Regions from separate parts of the Homo sapiens genome. Here region 1 is linked to region 2. A link is a contact called in ENCODE Hi-C or POLR2A ChIA-PET data. All regions are on one chromosome and are shown on one strand. The core of a region is the stretch at or near the end of the contact, and the rest is flanking DNA. Distances in the headings are between cores, read along the strand shown. Region 1 overlaps AMPD2 (adenosine monophosphate deaminase 2). Region 2 holds the start of TAF13 (TATA-box binding protein associated factor 13).

Region 1 (2,733 bases), core at 158-2,657, 560 kb before region 2:
TTAGCCAGGTGTGGTGTCACGCAACTGTAATTCCAGCTACTTGGGAAGCTGAGGCAGAAGAATCACTTGAACCCAGGAGGCAAAAGTTACAGTGAGCCAAGATTGCACCACTGCACTCCAGCCTGGGCGACAGAGTGAGACTCCATCTCAAAAATAATAATAATAATAAAAAATTTTAAAAAGCCTAAATCATTCTTGTGATCTCAACTTAAAAATAGCATTTTAAAAAGAACTGAAAAGAATACAGAAATATGCACAGATATGCATTAAAATATCTACATATATCTCAGGCATGCAGCAAATATTTGGTGAAACTGGTAGATTATGAGTGGGCTTTTATTTCTTCCTATTTTTCTATATTTTCCAAATTTTTTTTAATGAAAATGATTTTCTTTTCAAATAGGAAGAAGTATTAAGGCCTTTTAAGATTATTTTCTCTTGATAAATATTTGAAAGAGAAATTTCTGAGAAACTAAGAAACCAGAGGCAAGTTGTTTAAAAAATAAATTGTGGGTTGGGTGCGGTGGCTCACGCCTGTAATCCCAGCACTTTGAACCCAGGAGTTCAGGATCAGCCTGCACAGCATGGTGAAACCCCGTCTACAGGTGGCACGTGCCTGTAGTCCCAGCTACTCATGAGGCTGGGGTGGGAGGATCACTTGAGCCCAGGAGGTCACTGCAGCCTGGACAATAGAGCAAGACCTCGTTTCAAAAATAAACCGTGAAGAGGCTGCTAAGGAACTTTAAATTAGTAATATTCTTAGAGCTAAGCCTCAACACACACTAAGAAAAACAGGAGACAAGAAAGTGAACTGAAGGATTCTATTAAATGACAAATTCAACAAGTAAATATGGAGTCCTAAGTGCTGGCAGACAGGACAGGCAGTTCTTGCCTCCAAAAGACCTTCTAGAAAAATCTTTTAATCCTGCTTCCTTGTTAAAACAAAGACAAGACACAGCTCACTTGTGTTATTAAATTATTCACCTACTTGAAAAGTGAGTTCCCCTCACCCTTCTAAGGGGGATCCTTGGGCAGCCGAGGCCCAGCATGGGTGAAGGAGCCCTGGACTCACCACCTCCCACCCTCATCGGGCTCCAACGTTCAATTCTGTGACATGTAAGTGGCCAGGATGAATTGGCAAGGGGTGTCTTCTGAACTGAAGGGCCTTGGGTCTTGACCAGGAGAGGGCTTGGCCAATGGGAAGTGGAGAGGGATGAGGAGAGCTTCTTCCCGGGGCACCCACTGGGAGACCCAGGGCCAGGTGCAGACCTGCTTGCTGAAAGAGGCTGGGGTGGGGGAGAGCAGCTGACAAGAAAGGAGGAGGAAGCCAGCAGCCTCCCAGCCTCCCCCTCCTGCTCCAGCTGCTCTGGCTCTGGGCAGGCCCTCAATTAAACAGGCTCATGCTGTTCCAGGGCTAATTGCTTCTGAGGCAGCCAGCCAGGGGAGGACAGGCCTCCCCAGCCAGCAGCAGGGGCAGCGACAGGCTTCTCTCTGCCCACCCAGGACCCTGCACAGCCCAGGGCACATTCCACTTTCCTTCTTTACCTGGGGAACAGACTTCAGCAACCTCTGTGCCAGGGAGGTGCTCCAGAAATTGTGTATTAAACATGGGACAGAGGCTGAGATGGGATTGGGGCGGGGGCGGGGGGCTGGAATCGGAATGCACAGGCTTGTTCCAACCTCTTGCAATAGAATCTGCCCGAGAGTTTGCAGATGTCTGTGCCACACCTTCTGCCTATTGAATCAGAATCTCTGAGAGTATGGCCTGGAGAGGGCCATCTAAACAAGACCCCCCCAGAAGACCCTGGTCTCAGGTTTGTCTGTAGGTGCATATTTCCCATCTACCAGGCCATCCCCTCAGAGGCTGGAAGAGGGGAGGAAGTACAAGGTGGGAAACAGACACCAGCCCCCAAGCTGGTGTGACAGGGATGTGTCACAGACCCGGGGCTAGGTGTTCCCCTCACAGGGAACAGGCTGGATGAGGGTTGGATGGGCATCTCCTCTCTCCCACAGCTTCTTTTGTCAGTTTCCACATGCACAACATACACATCACCCAAGCCTAGTCCCTCCCCTCAGAATGCACGGTGCCTCCATCCACAGCCACCTCCCACCACGGCGTTCCCTCTCCCAACAGAAACCCCACCTGCCTCATTACTTAAATAATCTTTATTTCTCATGCACTAGGAAAGATGGTTCGTATGAAACACTGCAGTTCACAGCAAAGGCCTCAGTCCAGAACACAACATAGGGGCCAGCTGGGATCACAATCTGGTCAAAGCTCTGGGAGCCACACTGGGAACACCACTCCCGGGGTTGAGTGGCAGATCCAGGACTTTGCAGCAACTGTGGCCCCAGACATAACACAAGGCAGCTGCCCTCTCCCACAGAGGCACAGGAAGCTGACACCCAAGGAGCACGTGGGCTGGGGACAGGACGGAGAAGGCTGCTGGGCAGTGACTTGGCGGAGATGTGGTCCAGCACCTCTGCCGCCTGCGTCTACCCACTCAGGCCAGGAAGCCCAGGCCTGTGACTGAGCTCTAGGCCCAGCTCTACCCAGTGCAGAGCTGCTGGAGTTCCACAGACCCTCAGCAGCCCCGTGCCCACAGCAGAGGTGTAGAGGTCCCCCGCCTGCCCCTCGGCTACATGAACAAGACAGGGGCCTAAACTTCGGCCCTGGCCAAGGCTTAGATTTGCCCAGGAAGGACCGGAAAGGCTAGAGGGGCCAGCCCCCCA
Region 2 (2,700 bases), core at 166-2,665:
GGTGGAGTCCCGCTCTGTCACCAGGCTGGAGTGCAGTGGCACAATCCCGGCTCACTGCAACCTCTGCCTCCCGGGTTCAAGCGATTCTCCTGCCTCAGCCTCCCGAGTAGCTGGGATTACAGGCGTGCGCCACTACGCCCAGCTAATTTTTGTACTTTTAATAGAGACGGGGTTTCATCATGTTGGCCAGGATGGTCTTGATCTCCTGACTTTGTGATCCGCCCACCTCGGCCTCCCAAAGTGCTGGGATTACAGGCGTGAGCCACTGCGCCCGGCCGCTTTGTGTTTATTAACAAAGATAGGTTCAACTCTCAGATAATTAGTTTTCACTCACCGAATGTTCAGCAGGACATTCAGAAATCGTGTGTATTACGGGATTTTCTTTATGTAGCATCATCTGTTACACTGTAGGGACATTTATATTATATCCCTAGCTCTGGCCTTCCGATGCCTGTGGTTTTGCCAGCCATTGTTCTGACCAAAAGCCTTCCCCGGTGGACACGGTGGCTCACACTTGTAATCCCAGCACTTTGGGAGGCAGAGCGGGGCAGATCGCTTGAGGCCATGAGTTCCAGACCAGCCTGGGCAATGTGGGGAAACCCCATCTCTACTAAAAATACAAAAATTAGCTGGGCATTGGTGGTGTGCGCCTGTAATCCCAGCTACTTGGAGGCTGAGGTGGGAGGATGGCTTGAGCCCAGCAGGTCTAGGCTGCAGTGAACCCTGATTGCGCCACTTCACTCCATCCCGGGGGACAGTGAGGTTGTGTCTCAAAAAAACAAAAATAAGGCCGGGCATGGTGGCGCACGCCTGTAATCCCAGCTACTCGGGAGGCTGAGGAAGGAGAATCACTTGAGCCCGGGAGGCAGAGGTTGCAGTGGGCCGGGATCGCGCCACTGCACACTTCAGCCTGGGCGACAGAGTGAGACTTCGTCTCAAAAAAAAAAAAAAAAAAAATCAAAAAACCTTCACAAAATTTTAAATGCTTAGTCTCGGGACACCATCTCTTGGAAATTTGTGATGAAGCACAGTATCCCCAATAATTAACACAGTGCTTAGAAACAGTGGAACTACAAATCTTTAAAATGATTTAAAAGCATATTTGTCTGATAAAGGACTGCTGGCTTGCCCTCCTATGATCCATAGCTTCGCAGTCCCCAAACAAGAAGCTGTGATTCAATACGCAGTAGCAAATTCAGGGTGACAACGAGATACTCGCGACCTAGCCCGTGATTTCCTTTTCTTTGTTAGTTTTCAATTCCTTCGGGATTACAGGGAGGCGCTCCGGCCTCCTCCCTTAGAGACTGTCGCATTTCCGCCGCTAGGCCGGAAAGCACCACCGTCCTCCCGCAGGCCGCAGAGGGCTAGGCCCAGCTACGGCCCCGCGCGTCACCGGAAGTGAGGCGGCGGAAGTAGTGTAACCAGCTGGGAGCCAGCCGGCAGGACGCTGTGAGTTGGCGTGCTAGTGGGATGGCAGATGAGGAAGAAGACCCCACGGTGAGTGACCGTCTCTGTCCAAAACCTGTCTTTTCTTCACTCCTTCGGGCTCAGTAGCGGAGGCAGAGTTCAGGATCGGGTCTGCTTGCCTTAGTGAATTCAGCGGACAGAGTTCGGGGACTTCACGCCCTAAGGATTGATCATTTTAGAAAGTGGGGAAGGACATGAAGGAAGAGTAGGTTTTGTGACCCCTTTCCCCTTGATTTTGGTCTGTATTTGCCAGACACTGAAACACGTACAGAATCATCAGAGATCAAAACTAACATCTATTAGCGCGCACTATGAGCCAACAGTTCAATTGTTAACAAAACTGTACTTACTGTGAAGTAATGGGAAAAGAATGCATTGAAAGTCAGACAGCCTGGATTTCAAAATTTCCATTCTCTCTGAGCAAGTTATTTAACTTTGAACATCAGTTTTCTTTTTATAAAATAGGGTTACGGGCTTACTTAAGGAACGTTTTTAGCACTGTATAAGCAAATGCATAGGAAATATTAGTTTTGCTTACTACAAAGTCTACAAAGGTAGACTTTGATTCAGTATCAACTGTTTAACAGTAACAGTAGTAATAGGCCACCTTAGTTGTTTAAAAATAAAACTTATGGTCATTGGAACTCTTACAAGTAGAAGCAGTAGGATTATTAGTTAGGAACATTGTAGAAGCCATTTTTGCATGAGTTGGAAGTTGGACTAGATACATAGGCTCCTTCAATGCTAAGGTTTCGTGGTTTTTTTTTTTGCTGCTTCCTTTGGCTTTCTGGCCTATCTGTTGAAAAGGAAAAAAAAATGTCATTATTAAAATATCAAATGCAAGGCAATTATTTGACATTTCTATATATACATTTTAACTTCTAGTTTGAGGAAGAAAATGAAGAAATTGGAGGAGGTGCAGAAGGTGGACAGGGTAAAAGAAAGAGACTTTTTTCTAAAGAATGTAAGTAGTATTTGACAATGATTTTGTTATAGATGATGAAAACTTTTGGACATGTCCTTTCAAAGTAGCTTTATTGCTTTGAATGTTTCCCTGTAGGGATAATATTCTCAGACTAGCCTATCAAATTCTGTTTAACTTTTGAATCAGATAGTACCAATCCTAACCCCAATTGTGTGTGTGTGTATAAATTGCTTTTTTTTTTTTTTTGAGACGGAGTCTCGCTCTGTCGCCCAGGCTGGAGTGCAGTGGCGCAATCTCTGCTCACTGCA

Evidence for each region. Hi-C counts contacts between places; a loop is a spot of excess contacts on that map. ChIA-PET counts read pairs that join two places held with the same protein, here RNA polymerase II (POLR2A). Pooled maps may share reads with other maps.
Region 1: a map of thyroid gland shows a loop between it and region 2 (4-fold over the local background). The contact joins the enhancer-like site here to the promoter of TAF13 in region 2. A Hi-C loop is called at or near these places in 1 of 168 maps with a recorded cell type or tissue (thyroid gland), 1 of 37 single-sample maps with no recorded cell type and 2 of 50 pooled maps. POLR2A ChIA-PET finds 5 or more read pairs at or near these places in 2 of 52 experiments (OCI-LY7 and activated naive CD4-positive, alpha-beta T cell).

What each region holds. Positions count from the first base shown.
Region 1 is chr1:109,631,470-109,634,202 of GRCh38, reverse strand. It overlaps AMPD2 (adenosine monophosphate deaminase 2), which reads right to left. Exons shown (of 19, transcript NM_001368809.2): 19 at 2,152-2,733. Among named protein-coding and RNA genes, the nearest start is that of AMPD2, 13 kb to the right of the region's middle. Within about 2 kb of position 1,407, at least 8 of the 41 ENCODE cell types and tissues checked have a DNase peak (open chromatin) inside an H3K27ac peak, as active enhancers do.
Region 2 is chr1:109,074,718-109,077,417 of GRCh38, reverse strand. It overlaps TAF13 (TATA-box binding protein associated factor 13), which reads left to right and starts at 1,415. Exons shown (of 4, transcript NM_005645.4): 1 at 1,415-1,497; 2 at 2,353-2,431. The coding sequence starts at 1,471. RefSeq lists enhancers at 1,158-1,407, 1,508-1,567, 2,172-2,700.